Regions from separate parts of the Homo sapiens genome. Here region 1 is linked to region 2. Evidence: chromatin loops called from intact Hi-C (ENCODE). Cell type or tissue: endothelial cell of umbilical vein. All regions are shown on one strand. Links, peaks and the distances in the headings refer to the core of each region. The heading gives the core; the rest is flanking DNA.

The links. Peaks named below come from ENCODE experiments on the same cell type or tissue, not always from the same donor. Only the 100,000 strongest peaks of a DNase experiment are listed, where the experiment ranks them.
Region 1: it touches region 2 in a loop (5-fold over the local background); 16 of 110 quality-filtered maps call a loop at or near these places.

Annotation. Positions count from the first base shown.
Region 1 is chr11:33,852,809-33,862,943 of GRCh38, reverse strand. LMO2 (LIM domain only 2) reads left to right here. Exons shown (of 6, transcript NM_005574.4): 6 at 3,369-4,368. The coding sequence ends at 3,588. Among named protein-coding and RNA genes, the nearest start is that of LMO2, 34 kb to the left of the region's middle. RefSeq lists a silencer at 4,792-4,965. In endothelial cell of umbilical vein, for the core only: a CTCF peak has its summit at 4,920 (motif pointing left); a DNase peak (open chromatin) is centred at 4,823.
Region 2 is chr11:33,932,607-33,942,741 of GRCh38, reverse strand. No RefSeq gene overlaps it. Among named protein-coding and RNA genes, the nearest start is that of LMO2, 46 kb to the right of the region's middle. RefSeq lists an enhancer at 1-3 and cis regulatory regions at 600-1,197, 5,024-5,771, 9,708-9,857. In endothelial cell of umbilical vein, for the core only: no CTCF peak of the experiment used is centred there; DNase peaks (open chromatin) are centred at 881 and 5,321; H3K27ac peaks cover 2,761 bases.

The sequences.
Region 1 (10,135 bases), core at 1,529-9,528, 81 kb after region 2:
CTGGGAGAACCCAATGTTAATTAACTTGTGTCTTGGTGACATGAAATAATTCTTCTCCCTGCCACATTCCTAGGCAACATGTTAATTAACTCTGCATTAGTGCAGGCATTTCCAGCCATTCTTTAATATTTATATTATTGTTATTAAAATGGGCAGCAGAGAGCTTAAGATGGGACATCTCTTGACAGAGGAGAAAAATTGTCTTTTGCGTCAGGGATGGTCCTTTAGCCAAGGTCTTGTTTACTGGCATTCTTAGTATATCTGGCAGGATCTTTTAACAAGGCAAGTTGGAGGAGTAACTGAACGGGCCCTCTAATGTGTTTGAGTTCTTCACCCCTAGGATAACTTGTCCCCGTGAGGATTTCCAATGGCTGAGTTGCCTGTTACAGTTCTTTTCCGACATTTAGCTTCAAACATTCATGAGACCCCCATGCAGAACCTCAACTCTGCTGCTGTGTTGTATTGTTGGGAACCCAAGAGCAGCTGTTCATGTCTGTGCTGAGCCAGATCTCCTTGGATCCCTTTTCACTAATTCTTGTGTGCTGGGAGTGGTGGGGTGGCGGTGATGGCAGTGGTTTTGCTTTTAACAGCCAGCACCTGAATCTGTTAGAGCCAGAAGTATGCCTGCCCCAACTAGACCCCCAACGGACCTTAACCAGTGACAGACATGGTGGGAGTACCAAGCCCCGCAGCCTTGCCTGGAGCCAGGCATAACTTATATTCCAGGGTCCCTCCCCTCTGAGGGACTTTGCCTGAGGATACAACTTGGCTTGGCTTCCTCCCCTTCCCTCCAGCCTCCCCTGCTGCCTTCCAGGTTTTTCCTGAGAATGCCTCATTCATAAATCACTGGCACATCAATCCTTGCCTCAGGGGCTGCTTCTGGGATATCCAGCCTAAGATACCAATTCTTGGTGCCAGAGGTTAATGCTCAAGTTAGGTGTCAAGTCCCGGCTTATTTTTTACTAATATTAGAATCTCCGAATCCCAGAGCTGGAAGGGGCTACAGAGACCTTCTTTTTCAGTTCCCTTGCTTTATGGCTTAAGTCACAGAAGCCTGTACAGGGGACTCCATTTGCTCAGGTCACCTGGCAAGTTAGAGGTCATGCTGGGACCTGAACTTGTCTCCCACATATTCGTCCTTTGTCCTTCCCTTCATAGCTGCCTGATGTGGGTTGTAATTTACCCCCTGACTTCCCTTTAATAAGCTCCCTCCTTCCTTAAGGATCGCACACCCCAGGCAGTTGGATTCATTCCATGCACACTGTTTTCTCAGTCGTTCATCCTTGCTCAGGCCCAAACTTAACTTACAGAGCAGTCAGGAAACCAGAACTGTCTTTCCACTCTGTGACCTCCAATGTGGCGGTTACCTGCAGCTCCACCATCTGCTACGTTGGGATAAAATGTTCTCCCCCCAGTAATGAGTTTGCTCCCAGGCGGTGCTTTGAAAACACTCAGAGATCTTCAAATGGAAAGCAGGATTCAGAGGCAAATTAGCTGGCCCTGGCCCGAACAATGAGCTCTCCACTCACAGACCACCTCTTGTCAATTCCATTAATCTCGCCCAAATATTGCAAAATGTGTCAACTGCCCTTAGGTCCCCTACAACCTCTCAGAATGTACCCACTGATTCTCTGATATCCTGAAATCAACCAGAACTTCCAATAAGAGCAAGCATTCACCTAAAACTGTCCTAAAGGTTTTATGTAGAAACCACCTGCTAACATGCTATGTTTTCAGCCACGAGTGAAAATTACTTCCTGCAGCAAGACTGGCACAGCTGGGAATACACCCAAGATGTGTTAAAACATAACCAGCGTTGGCTTAGCCCTTGACCATGGGTGCCCTGACATGCTTCGTTTGGTTGTTTTAACAGCTGAGTGAGGTGGAGCCTATGATGGCTGCCATTTCACTGAGGCTCAGAGAATCAGAGGTCTCTCCAGGGTCACTCAGGGCTGGTCCGGGACATTGAAGCTGGGTCTTCTCTGCTTCCGGTACTTGTGTTACTGCACTTTTGCTGTTGATTCTCAAATGTCAGCCTGCAACCAGTCCCCCGGAAGTGTTCATTAACGCACAGACTGCTGGGCCTTCTCCCCAGGGTGTCTCAGTTGGGTAGGGAAGGAGGAGGGCTGAGAATTTGTTTTTTTGTTTGTTTGTTTAGTTTTTGCTTTTCTTTTGAGTCAAGGTATGGCTCTGTGGCCCAGGCTGGAGTGCAGTGGCATGATCTCGGCTCACTGCAACCTCCACCTCCCGGGCTAAAGCCATCCTCCCACCTCAGCCTCCCAAGTATTAATAGCTGAGACTAGAGGCATGCACCACCGCACCCGGCTAATTTTTGTATTTTTTGTAAAGACACAGTTTCACCATGTTGCCCAGGGTGGTCTCGAACTTGTGAGCTCAAGTGATTTGCCTGCCTCAGCCTCCCAAAGTGTTGGGATTACAGGTGTGAGCCACTGCGCCCAGCCTGAGAATTTGTATTTCTGTCAGGTTCCCAGGCAGTGCTGATGTCGCTGGTCCCAGGACCAACACTTTGAGAACCACTGCACTGAGCCCTGCCATGTTCTGTCTCCCACCTTGACACTGAATACTGCCTGAAATAAGTGACTGATCAACTGAGGCTTGGGAGAGTCTTGATTTAAATGTCAGAAAAGAAGTTTCCCTTTTGATTCATGCCAGTGGGCAGCGAGGGCCATGAATTAAGATCCTCCCTTCATGGTGGAGAGATGCTGTTGGTCCTCCATATCTCAGAGGCACGATTAGCTGCACCGCGTGTTTTCTGTGGAACTCCCTGTCTCCCAGCAGCTGGGGCCCCAGCGAATAATCAGGGGGAGATGTGCTTTGCAGCTTATGGAGGTATTCAAGGCCAGCTCTCCCCATGGGTAGAATCAGTGGCTGTTGACATGATAGAGTTTGGGAGCCTCAGAAGAATGCCCGTTTTATTGCATTCCTGGTCAGTACCCTCTCAAAGGGGCCCCTAGGGTCTCTCTCCAGCTGCTCTTCTGAAATGAGGGTTCCCCTGGGAGGGGACAGGTAATACTTGCCTAACTCCTTATGATAGATCACATCAGCTGAGAGCCTTGCCCACAGAGGAGGAGCCAGGGGGCAGCCTAGGGGAATGATGAGCGGTTGCTGCAGACAAGGAGAGGGCTCAGAAAAGGGAGGAGTTATGCCAGATCCAAATGCCAGTTTCATCTGAGTTCCCTCTGCCTGCTGGTGAAGACTGCACTAGCCGGCCCTCCTTCTGGAGCCGACCTTCCCTGGCTTCCTGACATCCTGAAAGTTCGGCCTCCTTTCTAGGGCTCATCCCCGAGCCCTGTCTTCCAGGATTGTCCCTTTCACTGTCTTCTTAGCTTTTCTTTCTTTTGCCCCAGGCTTTTTGGGCAAGACGGTCTCTGCGCATCCTGTGACAAGCGGATTCGTGCCTATGAGATGACAATGCGGGTGAAAGACAAAGTGTATCACCTGGAATGTTTCAAATGCGCCGCCTGTCAGAAGCATTTCTGTGTAGGTGACAGATACCTCCTCATCAACTCTGACATAGTGTGCGAACAGGACATCTACGAGTGGACTAAGATCAATGGGATGATATAGGCCCGAGTCCCCGGGCATCTTTGGGGAGGTGTTCACTGAAGACGCCGTCTCCATGGCATCTTCGTCTTCACTCTTAGGCACTTTGGGGGTTTGAGGGTGGGGTAAGGGATTTCTTAGGGGATGGTAGACCTTTATTGGGTATCAAGACATAGCATCCAAGTGGCATAATTCAGGGGCTGACACTTCAAGGTGACAGAAGGACCAGCCCTTGAGGGAGAACTTATGGCCACAGCCCATCCATAGTAACTGACATGATTAGCAGAAGAAAGGAACATTTAGGGGCAAGCAGGCGCTGTGCTATCATGATGGAATTTCATATCTACAGATAGAGAGTTGTTGTGTACAGACTTGTTGTGACTTTGACGCTTGCGAACTAGAGATGTGCAATTGATTTCTTTTCTTCCTGGCTTTTTAACTCCCCTGTTTCAATCACTGTCCTCCACACAAGGGAAGGACAGAAAGGAGAGTGGCCATTCTTTTTTTCTTGGCCCCCTTCCCAAGGCCTTAAGCTTTGGACCCAAGGAAAACTGCATGGAGACGCATTTCGGTTGAGAATGGAAACCACAACTTTTAACCAAACAATTATTTAAAGCAATGCTGATGAATCACTGTTTTTAGACACCTTCATTTTGAGGGGAGGAGTTCCACAGATTGTTTCTATACAAATATAAATCTTAAAAAGTTGTTCAACTATTTTATTATCCTAGATTATATCAAAGTATTTGTCGTGTGTAGAAAAAAAAACAGCTCTGCAGGCTTAATAAAAATGACAGACTGAAATACAGTGTTGTTTATTTGATTACGACTTATAATTTGGGATGGCGGGGAAATGCTCTGCTTTTTCTTTTCTAAAGGAGAAGCAAATAAGCAATTTACTCTTAGGTCAAATAAAAACTTCTGTGTATTGCAAGGGTTTGTATGAGGCAGGCACATTTCTATATTACTGGCAATTATGTAACAGGTCATCATGTAGCTCAGAGGAATGTAGAATAATTAAATTGTTATTGTACAATATGCATTTCACTTCAGCATTGTATGGAGTGAGTGGAAGGCAAGATCATTGCCTTTGGGAAACTTGTAACCTAGAAAGGACACAAATACATAAAGCAGATTCCCTTTGGGAGAGAAGGTAATTACCTAGTTTGAAATGTGGCAAAGATGCTGAGCTTGACACTTCGATTTTCCAAGACGGGTGTCTCAGGGTGTTTTATGACAAGTGGTTAAGAGGACCTTTACTTTGCGGATTTAAAGCAGGCACCTTGGTTTGTGTGTTTGCCTTCCCCGGAGTCAGGCCGCCCCCATGAACTGATGCAGAGCGCCACCTTCTGGCCATCACCTTAAAGCGCGCTAGCCCAGGAGGGTCCCGACGTAGGACAAACCTAGATGAAGAAGAATATGCTTTTCAATGATTTCCTTAGAGTACTCGGAAATGCAAGAAGTCTAAATGTGTTCAGTTATTAAGACACAAGAAACATGCAGCTAAGGCTGCATGTTAACTATAAGATTCCTTTAAATCTTCCTAAGGTTTGTGATCTTTGTTATTTTTAATTTTTTTAAATCCCTGGACAGAGAGACAAATGATTTTTTTTCTTCTAGAGGAGAAATAATGAAGTGATGGCTCTCTTGGTCTGTAAAATGCTACAAGTAGTTGGGAAATTTGACTGCTTAAGGTGGCCTATTTAAAACAAATCCAGTTACATTGCATTCCAGCTCAGGTGATGGAAAGGCATTACCAGCGAGGGGATGTTTGTTCTAAGTCAGTGGTTCTCAAACTCTCTGGGGACCAGCAGAATCAACATCACCTGGTAACTTATTATAATAAAGAAACAGATTCATGGGCCCCACCCCAGATACCCTAAATCAGAAAATCTGGGGATGGGGTTCAGCAATTTGTGGGTTGTTTGTTTGTTTCTTTGTTTTGAGACAAGATCTCTCTCTGTCCCCCAGGCTGGAGTGCAGTGTTATGATCCTGGCTCGCTGCAGCCTTGACTTCTTGGGCTCAAGCAATCCTCCCACCTCAGCCTCTGTAGTAGCTGAGACTACAGGCTCACACCACCACGCCCAGCTAATTTTTATCTTTTTGGTAGAGATTGGGTTTCCCCATGTTGCTCAGGCTGGTCTTGAACTCCTGGACTCAAGTAATCCACCTGCATTGGCCTCCCAAAGTGTTGGGTTATAGACATGAGCCACCGTGCCCCACCTGTGTTTTAATATGCCTTAAAGATGATTCTGACGCATGCTCAAGTTTGAGAATGGCTATTCTAAAATATCTCCCAGTTAGGAAGATCAAGCATTCTAAGTTATTAATATTTGATGCAAAGGTTAATCACTGAAACTCTTCCACATGTAGATACTGTCTACCCTTGGTTCCTAAACTGAAAACTTTCACATACATTCATCACTCATTTGTTCTGCACATCATCTTCAAAATCAATCACAATTTAATTCACCATTTTAAACCATATTTACAGTAATAATAGTAATGGTAATAGATTTTATCTATGCAATTATCTTATAAGCAGTATTAAGTAAAAATACAAATGATCATTGCTTTGGAAATCTAAACTTTATTCTTAATCCCCATTGTAGCACAACACACATTAAGATTCAAGAAATCAGCCAATATTTTTGTCATGCTCAACAAAGCAATAATTAACCTTTTCCATTTGTCAATGGCACCATCTTGCAGAATTGTGGATGCGCAGGCAGTCTTTGTAGCACGTCACCCCAGGGGCCCAAATATCTAACCCACAACTGACTTAAGAGGAAAGACATGTAAAGGGACTCAGTGGGACCAGCTCCCAAGGTCTACCCTGGTGGTCCTTGCATGAATGTGTTACTGTGTGTGCTCTAGACCTAGGGTCAGGAGAACTGACATCTGCTCTCTTCCCTGGTCCGTGCCTTCATTAAAGCAGTTGGCTGGAACATTTTGCATCCTCTTATCTCTTGAATGTCTTTTGCCCCAAACCAGCTTCCTTTTATTGCTGCTTCTAAAATAACTACTACTTTTCAGGAAAACTTGGAGTCCTACAAAGTTAAAATAGAACAAGCATCTAGGAGATTTATCATCTGAAGACTTGGATTTGAATTCCAGTGGACATGACTTTAATTGCTTAATAACCATTTACATAGCACTTACCATTTGCCAGGCACTCTTCTAGTTTTACATACATTAACTCCTTGAGGCCACATAACCTGCCTCGGTGGCAGTTTCTACTTCTTATCACCTGCATTGTGCTGCCAAGGAAAATGAAGCACAGATGGTTAAGTAACTAACTTCCTAAGGTCCTGCAGCTGAGAAGTGACAGCAGTCGCTTTAACCAAGGCGCTTCACCCTGTGCCCTGCTGCTCTCTCGAAGTCTCACCTCACTGAACAGCAGGTTTCCCATCTGCAAAAGAGGGAGAATGAACACCTTCCGTCCCAGATTATTTGGGGATATTTGAGTTTAGGCAGAAATGTAAACAAAGCACAATGATATAGGATTAGCACCACAATAAAGCAATGTAAAAAGTGCTCTGGAAACGCAGATAAGGGAACAATTAAATTGGCCCAAGCATATCTGTCTGGAGTAAAGAGAAAGAGACATTTGAAATGGCCTTGGACCTGGAAGAGCAAAGACTTGGGGACCTTGACTTGCAGCATGAGTATTTCAGTGAGCCCAGTTTGTGTATGGGTGTTGGCTGGAGGCCAGCCAGTGAAGGGTTTAAATTTTGATGCTGTCACTTTCTGGTGGGGTGCCCTTAATTGCCAGTTTCTACAAGATCTGGGCCCTGTGGACATTGCTGACCTGTGACTTGACCTTGGACCCTCAGCTCAAGCCCCGCCTCTTCCAGGTAGCCCCCTCAATCTCTCCAATTTACAGCTGCTCATCCAATCATTCTCAAGTACTAGAAATCTTCTAATTAATAGGATAAACTATTAATATGCTGGCTCCTGGACCAAACTGCAAATCTACAGAATCAGGATCTCTTGGATGGGACCCAGGAATCTACACATTCATCAAGCAACTCCTCTTCCTTTGTTGTCCCCTGACTTCAATAGAACATTGCTGCTAAACCCTGAACCCTGAGTTCCACAAAATCAGGGACACTGTCTCTGGTTTACCCTTGCCAGACTGTAGCACCTGCCTGGCACATAGTGCCCAATATATTTCCTTCCTTCCTTTGTTCCTTCCTCCTTCCGTTCTTCCTCCTTCCTTCCCTTTTCTTCCTTTCCTTCTCTTCCTTCCCCCCCTTCCCTTCCCTCTCTCTTTCTCCCTTTCTTTCCTCCTCTTTTTTTTTTTTTTTTTAGAGACAGGGTCTTGCTCTGTCTCCCAGGCTGGTTTTGAACTCCTGGGCTCAAGCAATCCTCTTGCCTCAGTCTCCCAAAGTGTTGGGATTACAGGTTTGAGCCACCATGCCCAGCCTGATTGTTATATTTTCTTTGTTTTATTTAAAACTTTGTTCTCTGCTTTTTTCTTTCTTTCTTTCTTTCTTTTTTTTTTTTTGAGATGGAGTCTCAGTCTGTGGCCCAGCCTGGAGTGCAGTGGCATGATCTTGGCTCACTGCAACCTCCACCTCCTGGGTTCAAGAGATTCTTCTGCCTCAGCCTCCCGACTAGCTGGGATGACAGGCATGCACCACCACACTAGGTTAATTTTTGTAAAGACAGGGTTTCACCAGGCTGGTCTCGAACTTCTGACCTCAGGTGATCCGCCCACCTCGACCTCCCAAAGTGCTGGGATTACAGGCATGAGCCGCTGCGCCCCACCTATTCTCTACTTTAAAACTTGATTTGAGAAGAAGGCCTTTTCTGAAACTAGCCTTTAAGTTCTTTATCATCGCTCACAGCATTTAGGCCAATGTCATGCATGTGGAAAAGCAGGAACAAATATTTATGGCATGAGTAGCTAAGAGAGAGGGCCAGTAAGTAAATAAATAGGGGAGATGAGGTTTTCTATAATTTTAAGAATAAATGGTAAATCAACATCAAAGTAGGAAGTAAAACCCAGGAATTTGCAGGGAAGGGGCAAGGAAGATAGAAGATAAGTCTGCAACATCTTGTTATTCCAGAAAGTAAGGAAATAGTAAAAACTAAATAAATAAATGAAATGAAATGAAAAAAATGATGTAAACATGTCATAAAGACAAAGGAGCCAGCTTAAAGGGGCTCTCAATAGCCAAATCTAAGACAATTTGATTATCAAAACAATTAAGGACAGTAACGAATTAAGGATAGTAATGAGTTTTAAGCATGGCAGGGGGCAGAATTCATGAGTTTATTCCAGTGATAAATAAATGAGGGAGAAGGAAGGACTCGTGTTTACAGCAGAATCTTGGATGCCAACTGGTAAATGGGAAGACAGCATGAGAGCTGGAAAAATCATTTTGCAACTGTGACAGTTAAGATAGAATCAAGCAAGCATTATCAATAGATGCTAAATTTCAACAGAGAAACAAAGAACAAGATATGGATATTTGGATGGTCTTCAAGTACCTTCCCATATATTCCTCACTAGCTATGAGAAGGAAAAACGCTAATTACACAGTAGAGAAATTGGATAGCACCTTGACCAGGTGATCTATGTGGGGCAGATGAGCATCTCAGGCCTCCAGATGTGATATCTGAAAAGGACAGAGAGGATCACTCTTTTTAGTAGTTCTGCTGAGAATATATAACATGTCTAATTATGAGACAAATCATTAGACAAACCCAAAATGATGAACATTCTAGTTTTAAAAGTTGATGGGGGGGAGTGTGGACTGTATTCTTTGAAAATGTTCATGTCATGAATAATAAAGAAGGCTGTGGGAATGTTTCAGGTTAAAGAAGGCTAAGGAGACCTGACAGCTAAATCCAGCACCTGGCCCCTGTACTCAGTCCAGTGCTGGAGGGAACAAATTCTACAAAGGGCATCATTGGGTCAAGTGATAAAGTCAGAATATGAACGGATAGATTAGTTAAAAAGTATTAGGTGTTAATGTAAATGTTACTGAAATTGGTAATTGTACTGTGTTTATGTAAGAGAATGTCCCTATTATTAGGAAATGCACCCTGAAATATTTAGGAGTAAAGTGATAGAGGCAGGAAGAAGAGAAATTCTAGGCAGACAGGGGTGGGTCCCTGGCAAAACCCCACCTTCCAGCCAAAAACCCTGCAACCCTCTGCCCAAAGTGAGAACTTCTATCCCTGTTTGCCCACTCTCTCCCCATTGATTCTTTCTGATTAATGTCTTTTTACCAATCCAATGTTGCCTTCTCTAAAACTACCTATGGCCCACTCCACCCCCCGCCATCCTGTGCCTATATAGACCCCAGACTCAGTCGGTAGAGGAGAGAAGCAGCTTGACTGGAGAGAGGCGACTTGACTTCAGAGGGAGAGCTGGACTTCAGAGGAGAGATTAACTTCAGAGAAGAGCCGGCTGGAGAACGCCAGATCTCAGGGAAGATTATCTGCTTGTCCCGTCCCCTCTCCAGCTCCCCTCTCCACTGAGAGCCATCTCCATCAATAAATACAATTCTCCACCTCCACCATCCTTCAAGTATCTGTGCGACCTCATTCTTCTTG
Region 2 (10,135 bases), core at 637-8,636:
AAGAATTTCTGTGGGGCTACATCATTTTCCCCAGTGTTTCTCTATGCCTTGCAAAGCAGTTGATTATGAGGATCCTAGGCTCTTTTTTTTTTTTTTTTTTTTTTTAAGGGATGGGGGTCTCACTCTGTCTCCAAGGCTGGAGTGCAGTAATGCAATCATAGCTCACTGCAGCCTCAAAATCCTGGGCTCAGGGGACCTTCCTGCCTCAGTCTTCCAAGTAGCTGGACTACAGGTATGTACCACCATGCCTAGCTATTTAAAAAAATTTTTGGAGAGATGGGGTCTCACTATATTGCCCAGGCTGATCTTGAACTCCTGGCCTTAAGGTATCCTCCCACCTCAGCCTCCCAAAATGCTGGGATTGCAGGTGTGAGCCACCGCCCTCTGCCAAGGATCTGAGGTTCGTGAATATCCCAGAGCCCTGATACAATCTAGAGGTCACATTGTATTAACTTTTTCTAACTCCTTCTTCCTTTGAGCCACCTCATGAAGTGCCTACTTACTTGGGGTTTCCATTCTAGGCTGCAGGGGTCCTACCCATTCCCACATCATCACCTTTCCACCAAGGAATCTGAGGGTGACCTGGATAGTCATGATTTTTATTTAGCAAGACAGTGAAAATAATTTTCATCTCAATGAAATTTTAAGACCAAGCAGATTGTGCATAGCCCTCCTTGGCCTCCTGGGACCCCAGGCCACTGTGGCCCCACTAGCAGGGAGGAGAGGATGACTTTGCAATGTAAGGGCTATTCGTCATTAGAACAACAAGGCCAGCAGCAGCATGGCTCTGGCCTTATCGGAGCAGGAGGCCTCGCTGGATTCTATTAATTGCCGAATGCTGTTGGGTTTGGCAGATACAGGAAGCAGTTTACATGGCTACACAGTGCCCTGGCTCACAGTGTCTCTGAAATGGTATTATTGTAGTGGGATAATTGTGATTAGGGACAGTTCCCCGAGGAAGACCAGGCCTTTGATGATTGAGTCACTTCCTCTCTACTCTACTTCAGTGTGATAGCGTGGCTCGCCCCACAGACACACACACCCTTTGCTGGCCAGAGAGCCCTGAGTCCCACAGCAGGGTTCCCAAACCAAGAGCCAAGAGCTGCATCAGAGCCAGGATCATTGGAGAAATGGAAGCAGGCTAGAGACCACCCCCCACCATTTTTTTTCTTTTTTAGGTCATGATGACAAGCAACCTGGTTAATGATTTCAGTTGTAAATGTGTCCCTAACTCCTACGACAGCATGTGCTTTGGAGCTGGAGGAACCAGGCTCTATGTTTACTGGCTGTGTGACTTTGAGAAGTCCATTCTTTGAGCCTCAGTTTCCCCATTTGTAAAGTGAGGATGATAAGAGAATCTACCTCAAATGATCATTGTGGGGGTTAAATGGGATTACTTTAACGTTTGTAAGCACCTGATAAATGGTAACTATATTATTATTATTGCCATTGTTGTTATTGCCACTAAGTACTGCCCCCAACCCCAAGCAATAATTTCCTGAAGGCTGGATCGGGGTGCCTCTGCTTGGTGGAAATGCAGCCACCTCAGAGATGAAGGCTGAGGAGGGATGAAGCTGGCCTGATGAGAAGGCCTGGAGTAGAGCCACATCCCAGTCTCAGCTGCCTTAGGGGCCATTCCCCAGGCCTGAGCTCCCCGGGAATCAGAACCCACGTCTCTCTCTGTGCACTTGGCAGGCAGTCTCTAATCCTGCTGGGTGCTGCCGTATCACCCACTCTGCCCAAGGGCTTTTTGTTTGTTTATTTGTTTGTTTGTTGAGACAGTTTCACTCTGTCACCCAGGCTGGAGTACAGTGGTGCGATCTTGGCTCACTGCAACCTCCACGTCCGGGGTTCAAGCGATTCTTGTGCCTCAGCCTCCCTAGTAGCTGGGATTACAGGTGTGTGCTACCATGCCCGGCTAATTTTTGTATTATTAGTAGAGACAGGGTTTCACCATGTTGGCTGGGCTGGTCTCCAACTCCTGATCTCAAGTGACCCGCCCACCTTGGCCTCTCAAAGTGCTGGGATTATAGGTGTTAGCCACTACACCCGGACTGCCCAAGGGTTTTTATCCAGGACAGCCCCTCATGAGCTTCACTGAATCATGCATATTTCAGCCTCAGTCAGGCTTCTGGGAGGAAAACACCCATCTGTGCTCCTGGGTGGGAATAGCATTTGCCTAGACAAAGGACTCTGCCCTATTACTGGAACCCTTGAGTGGGCCCTGCAACTGCCTTGAGGTGTGAATGGGGCTGGGCTGAAGCAGGGTGGGGTTGGCCTGCCTTGGACCCTGCCTTGCAGAGGTTGGAACCAAAGCAGTGTGGCTGGCAGCATGTGTGAGCTCAGAGTCAGAAGTCTTGGGCTCATACCTGCCACTTACTAGTTGTGTGCTCTTAGGAAAGTCACTTTTCCTCTCAGAGCCTCAGTTTCTTCATCTGGTAAATGGCGATAAAAATACCTCTCTCAGAGCACTGTGGTCAGGATGAAATTAGATCTGTATGCAAAACACTTAGTGTAGTCACTAGCACGTAGAAAATGCTCAATGCTCAATATATGGTAGCAAAAGGAGGTAAGTTTGCCAAAGAGAGCACGAAACCCCACTGACAGGCTCTCAGCCCCAGACAGGGCAGATCTCGCACTGCCCCAGAAATGCTTCTGGGACCCAATGTGTTTCAGGAACTGTCTGCCAGAACCAGAGTCCCCAGACATTGGGAATATTCAGCAAGCTCTGTAAGGGCAGAGACCATGTTGATTTTGTCCTACATCCAGTACCAGTGTATCAGTTTCTTATGGCTGCTATAACAAATCACCACAACCTTAGGAGCTTAAGACTGTGCAAGTTGGCTGGGCACAGTGGCTCACGCCTGTAATCCCAGCACTTTGGGAGGCCGAGGCAGGTGGATCACCTGAGGTCAGGAGTTCGAGACCAGCCTGACCAACATGGTGAAACTCTGTCTCTACAAAAAACACAAAAATTAGCTGGGCATGGTAGCGGGTGCCTGTAATCCCAGCTACTTGGGAGGCTGAGGCAAGAGAATCACTTGAACCCCAGAGGCAGAGGTTGCAGTGGGCAGAGATTGCGCCATTGCTCTCCAGCCTGGGCAACAAGAGTGAAACTAAGTCTCAAACAAACAAACAAACAAACAAACAAAAACCCAGTGCAAATGTATTATGTTAAGTTCTGCAGGTCAGAGCCTAAAATGGGTGTCATGGGGCTAAAATCAAGGTGTTGATGGGCTGCATTTATCTGGAGTCTCTGGGAGAGAATCTGGAGGTTATCTGAACTCCTTGGGTCCTTGCTATTGTATAACATAGCATATCCACAGGTTCTGCGGATTGGAATATGAACGTTTTGGGGGAGCCATTATTTTGCCCCTTCCTCCAGCTTCAAAGTCAGCAGTATATATCTTCCAACTGGACTCTGATTCTTGTTTATAAGGACGCTTGTGATTGTATTGGGCCCACCTGGATGATCCAGGATGCTCTCCCCATCTCAAGGCCAGCGGATTAGCAACCTGGTTCTATGTGTAAACTTACTTCTCCCTCACTGTTGTATAACATAACATATCCACAGGTTCTGGGGATTGGGATTGGAATTTTGAGGGAACCATTATTTTGCCTGCCACACCTAGTATGAAGGAAAGTAGAGAAAATGCCAGATCAGAACACCGACTGTGCACTTATTTCGGACTGAGCATCCTGCCAAGGAAGGCCAGTGGATCTCACAGTCTACGCCAGGACACAAAGCATTCACTTGTGAGGATAGTCATGAGCACATTACAAGCTGTTACGACTTAGAGAGTGCTGACAGTTACAAAAGTCCTTAGGATGCAAAGAATCTCTGGTCAGTGCTCAACAAATTATTATATTTATTCAGCAAATATTCTGAGCATCAGTTAGGTGCAAAGTGCCAAGGAGGCAGAGATGAGTAAGATTACTATCCCTGCTCTCGAGGAACTTGTAGGCTCAGGAAAACCTCCTGGAAGAGGTAAGGATGGAGCCAGGATTGAATACAGGAGAAGGTTCAGGTGAGGGGAGAGCATGATGGTTGTGTGAGGTAGTACACATGGTGGTTTCGAGGGGAGAATCTGCAGCCAGGACTGCCTGGGTCTGGAGTCTGGCTGTGCGGTACACTGTGTGACCTTTGGCGAGTTTCTTAACTCCCTTATGCCTCAGTTGTCTCATTGAAAAGTGGTAATAATAATAGTAGTATTGTCACAGGGTCATTTTGAGGATTACAGGATTTAATATACGTGAAGTGCTTAGAGCAGTGCCTGGCACATTGCAAGCACCATGTAAGTGTTAACTAATATGATTATCTCCCTTTTATCCTTTTCTTAGTCTTACAATAGCAAGGAAGGAGTGAGGGATATTTCAGCAGGTCCTGGAAAGGAGACAGTTATGACAACTCATGGTCTCTGGTAAGAATGTTGGGGGTAGAATTTTCTGTTTTGAAATCTCCCAGCCAGGTGCCGTGGCTCATGCCTGTAATCAAGCACTTTGGGAGACCGAGGTAGATGGATCACTTGAGCCCAGGAGTTCGAGAGCAGCTTGGGCAACATGGTGAAGCCCCATCTCTATTAAAAACACAAAAAATTAGCTGGGCATGGTGGCATGTACCTGTAGTCCCAGCTACCTGGGAGGCTGAGATGGGAAGAGAGCTTAAATCCAGGAGAGAGAGGTTGCAGTGAGACTTGATCACACAACTGCATTCTGGCCTGGGTGATGGAGTGAGACCCTGTATAAAACAACAAAAACAACAACAACAAAAACCTAAAGTGAGAAGAAAAAAAAAGTTTTAACTTTTGGCTGCTGGGTAACAAATTGTCTTCATGCAGATTTCCTTATGATCTTCTCATATAAATGGACCAAGAGACACCGAGTTTGATCTGAGCAGCTACAACTTGCCCCAAGTAGGCCAACCTTAGGGTTGTGATGTGTGGGGGTTGTTGTGGGTTGGGGAGAATCAGGAGAGCCAGGAGCTCCAAGCCCAGGCTGGAGCAGGGGGCCCAGATTCCCTGGGAATACATCCCCTTCGGCCACTGGAATCTTTTACCAAACAGATCTGGAAACATCATCCTGGTCCTAAGTACTCACTCTTCCTTAAGCTCAGGGCTAATGGTTGATGAGTGAGCAAACGTCTCCGTTATCACAGAGGGCTAAAACTGGATTTGTTTAAAGCGTTTTCTCTTTGGAGGTGCAGTAATTGCTCTCCGATCAGACAGGAAGTCCTATTGCTCGAAAGGAGCCAGTGTTATCAAGAGAAAACACATCAGCGCCCGTCCTCTCGGGAAGGGAATTGTGAGTAATCAACAAGGCTCCTCTCCAGCTGGCCGTGGGGCCTTTGTTCAGACGCGACAGGTCAGGGAAAGTTTGAGCAGGCAGTGCTTTTAAGGGGTGGTGGCAATTCCAGTTCTTTCTCTTCATATTTTCCTCCCCAGGGGACAGGCTTTCCCCAGGGAAAGGGACTAACCTGGTACATTGTTCTGAAGCCATCAGACAAATCTGATTACATCACTCTCCCACTTGAAACTCTTCAAGGGCACCCTCGTTGCCTTCAGGATCAAGTCCAATTCCTTAATCTGGTCTATGAGGCCCTTTATCACCGGGGCTTGAGGGCACACCTCTCCCTCCTGCTGTATCTATCATCACTCCCAACCAGCTCTCTTCCTGGCCCCCAGTCCGCTCAGTGCCTGGAATGTACTCTCATCATGCCTGGAGCACCATCTCTACATGCTGTGGTGTGCTGGGTCTAAGACACTGCCCATCCATTCAGAACACACATGCAGACATGAGAGGGAAGTCTTGTGAAAGTGGAAAAATGAATGAGACAGACCTGACTGTGACAAACTTCTGCAAACCAGCCTCCAAAACCCTAGTAGCTGATCTCAGCAAGGCTTTTTGTGTGTTATTATTCTAGTCTGTGTGCTTCTTGAGGATAGGAGAAACTTCCAAGACCTCCATGTCACTCACCAGAAGATACTACTGATGGTAATAATAAGACTGACAGTAGACGTTTTGTAAGTGCTACAACTAGTAAGTATCATTCACTGAGCATGTACCATAAGCCAAGCTATACTGAAGAACTGAAGACTTCATGTGTGTGCCTTATCTTATTTAATCCTCGCAATGACTCTATAAGGTAGGTTTTTTTTTTGTTGTTGTTTTTTTGTTGTTGTTGTTGTTGTTTTTTGACAGGGTCTTGCTCTGTCACCCAGGCTGGAGTGAAGTGGTGTGATCATGGCTCACTGCAGCCTCAATCTCTCTGACTCAAATGATCCTCCCACCTCAGCCTCCCGAGTTGCTGGGACCACAGGTGCATGCCACCACACACACTCAGCTAATTTTAACTTATTATTATTATATCTTTTAGGGATAAGGTTTCACTCTTTTGCCCATGCTGGTCTTGAACTCCTGGATTCAAGCAATGAGTTAGGCAAATATGCCCATTTTATAGATGAGGAAGTTAAGGCTTACCAAGGTGACCATTTGCTCAGGGTTATGCCGCTAACAGTGGTGGAACAGATACACATATCCAGGTTTGTCTAAGCCCAGACCCACCTAGAAGTTGAATTCCAGACCCATACTGCTTCCTACGTGTAGACACATGCATGGAGGGTCCAGGAGGCAGAGCTGCTGCAGGGCTGGGAGGCCCCAGGAAAGGCAGGACAGACATGATCAGGGTAGGGCGTCTTTTGTTTGGCTTTACTTCAAACAAAGACAACAGCAGGGAAACTGAAGCCCCCAGCTTCCCTTCTCTGAAGACCAAAGCAAGGCCAAAAATAGGAGAGACAGGAAACATTTGATCCCAACGTGTCAAACAAACATAAATATCCTGTCAATTTTGCCATCAGGGAATGTCTGAGAACAGCTGCCACGCAGGGGCTAGGTAAGAGGTCGGCCTGCCGAGCTGTGCCCAGCCAGGCCCTCTCAAGTTGCCATGGGTCTGGGGTCTGTTGTCACATTGGACAGCAGGGCATCCAGGATGCTTTGAGATTGCTGTTGCCAAAAGAATGCACCTTGCTGCCCTCCAACGACAGGAGGCCCCAGCTGCTGGCTCCACAATCCATCACTGTGTGCTCCAAGGCCCGGTCTCCCGCAAGCTGCTTCCAGATGACAGAATGCAGCAGAGAGGCTAAAGCAGGCCTGTTCCTGGAAGACACCGGACTCCTCTGATAGCCAACTTTGGCTCAAGGACTCCGTGATGGCCTTTCTGAGCCTTCCTTAGACTGCAGTACAGTCTAAGTTGCCTCCATTTCACCCTCCTTCTCGCTCTTCCTCACTCAGAGTCAGACCTGCCTCATGGGGCCTCCGAGGCTCTCTTAGCTTTTCCCAGCTCCCTCACCATTTTTCTCACAGGCATTTCTTCTTGTTAAGTCCTCACATGTTCAATCCTTTCCTGGGATCTGCTTCTTGGAGAGCTGCACTAACTCCGAGAACACCTAGTGGTTGCCTCATTTTATAGTTGAGAAAACAGAAGCTCAGAAAGGCAAAGGGGTCTTTGAGATGTCACACAGTAAACTCACGCAGGGCAGGAAATGGGTTTCCCAGCTTGCAGGCTAGACCCACTTCCTTTACATCACCTGTGTCTGGAAAGGGGTAAAGGGTGGGAGAGAAGTGATGAGCCATGTGTGAGCGTTTCTTCAAAGTAAGGCCCCTCACACATTCACTTGTAGCTTCCTCTAGATTGAGGGCCACGGAAGGCAAAGACAGTGTCTGTCTTATTCACCCATTTGTCCCAGACACTTTAGTCTCCAAAGCTTGGGCCCTTGCCCACACTGCTGCCTGACATAATCAATGCGACAGCACCATTCAAATGAGAGGGGTTTTTTATTGCTTTTGCAACTGGGGAAAGGCAAAGTAGATAGACAGACACCCACAAATGAGTGTGTGGAGAGCACATCAGAAGATGGCTAGGAAGGGGTAGGGATCTTCCCAATGGGAGAAAAGCCAGCATCAGCATTTGCCCAGGGACCTCTTCCTGTTGGGGCCTATGCTGACCTGTCAGGAGGCCTCCTACTAATTTCTTCTGCACCTGGCTAGGAGCGGGGGCTGTTTCATGGCTTCCATCATGCTAATTGCCACCATCTCCCCAGTGACACTGAGCTCAGTTCCTGATAAGGTGCTTCCTTAATAGTCTCCCATTTCCCTGCTGATACCAGAAAATAGGCCTGACTTGGCAGTACGTTAACAGCACTGAGCAAGGCAGAGCTGTCACACCCAGCCTCACAGCCTGAACCATTAGTGGACCTAGAATCAATAGTGTTCAGACAACCCTCGTTTCCCTGAAAGCATTCGCTTGGCACGTTTGCTGTTTATCAGGCAGTTCCTTTCTCAAATGTCCCACGGTCTGTGGCCCTGGCACCCAAGACTCTCCAACTTTCAGAAAGTGCTGAGGGGACTTCGCAAATTTCAGGCAGCATCAGCTTTCTCTCTTTGGAACAAAAGGAGAATAATAAGATTTGTGTTTGTCAGCACCAGCTTGTAAGTAATGACAGTTTTGGTTAAGTTTGTTGGTTGCAGGTAACAGAAATAAACTGTGATGGACTTAAGCAAAGTGAGACTTAAAGGAAAGTCTCTTCGGGACTCGGTGGGCTAGATCAGCACCAGCCAAGCTTCTTAAGATTCAAGTTCAAGGGAGTTCAATATCAAGTTCAAGTTCAAATTCAATATCAGTTGGGTCTAGTTTCAGTCATTTGCCTACCTTTTGGTCAAAGGAGGTTGGGGCAACTAGATGGTCTGTATCTAGCAAAGGTGAGTGATGATACCAGAAAGAGAAGAGAACAGATGAGGGTCTGGCCAAAATAATAGAAGCTCACTAGGTAGACAGCTGAGAATGTAGACTCAAAGGAGGTGCTGATGGCCTGGTGTATGAGGTAACTCAGGCCCCTTCTGGCCTTCAGACTTCTCTTCCAGACCTGTGTGAGGAGTAAATGATATACCCTGTGGAATGTGCCCGGCACTGGAAACATGCTCAGTAAGCAATAGCTAGTAGCCTTGGTGCCTGAATTACTGCTTTTGTAGCATAATTTTAAACACTAGACAAAGTTAAAGCACCTGGTGGAAAGCTGGAGGCATGACCTAATTATTGTCTTGAAATCCATGAAGAATTCTGATAAGTGTTGTGACCAGCACTTTAAAAATAAATAAATACATAAATAAAGATTGCTGCTAATATTAACAGGTAATAGGAACAACCTGAGATTTTTGAAGACTTGTGTGAAACACTAACGAAGAACTTGCAGCCTCTGAAAAGAACTATAGAAGAGCATTGTGGGCCCAGATTCTCAGCAGATATTGTTGAACAAAACAGAATTTTATCCACTTGGGATACCTTAGCCCTCTGGCAGCACCATCATACAGAATTTGGACTAACTGCTTGTTTAACAGCCTGGATCACCTTCTAGACGACCAGCTCCTTGAAGACGGAGGGTAGGGGCTGACATCTGCTCATTGCTATATTCTCGGGGTCCCACACAGGGTATGGGACACAGATGTGCTGAGAAAATATTTGCTGAATGAATAACAGAGGGTTGATAACCTTTCAAAATCACTGGTTTTTGCAAAGGGTTACTACAGCCACTGCAACCACATCTACCTGTAGAAACAAAATAAAATCAACATGGTGGCACTTTTGGGGCTGCGGAGCTGACCCCATAAGGTTTTCTTATCTTAAGCCTTGTACTGCTTATTGAAGTGGAGGGGAGAGAGAATGGAGGTGCTATCAGGGCAACTCATGACAGAGGTGGGGCCTGGAGGAGAGGAAATGGAGGGCAGAGGGCGGGGGTGTTAACAGGAAATTCCTGTGGGGACCCAGCGGGTGGGACTATTGCCAGGAACTTCATTTAGTTCTGACCTGGAACTGTGGACCAGGGTCCCTTCCTGACTCAAATGCCCATAGGCTGGAGGGAGGGAGGGAGTCTGACCCTATGCCACCCTCTCCCCCTGCCAAAAACATTCCATAGCAATGCAGGACATGTCAAAAGCCATTCTTGACTAAAGGCCACGCACACGATGAGGGAATAAATGCTATAGGCGTTCAGATGAACAGGAGATCACTGTGGCCGGAAGTGGTCAGAGATGGTAAGAAGTGGGATTCAGGTTGGCCTTATGTGATGGGAGAGATTTGCATATG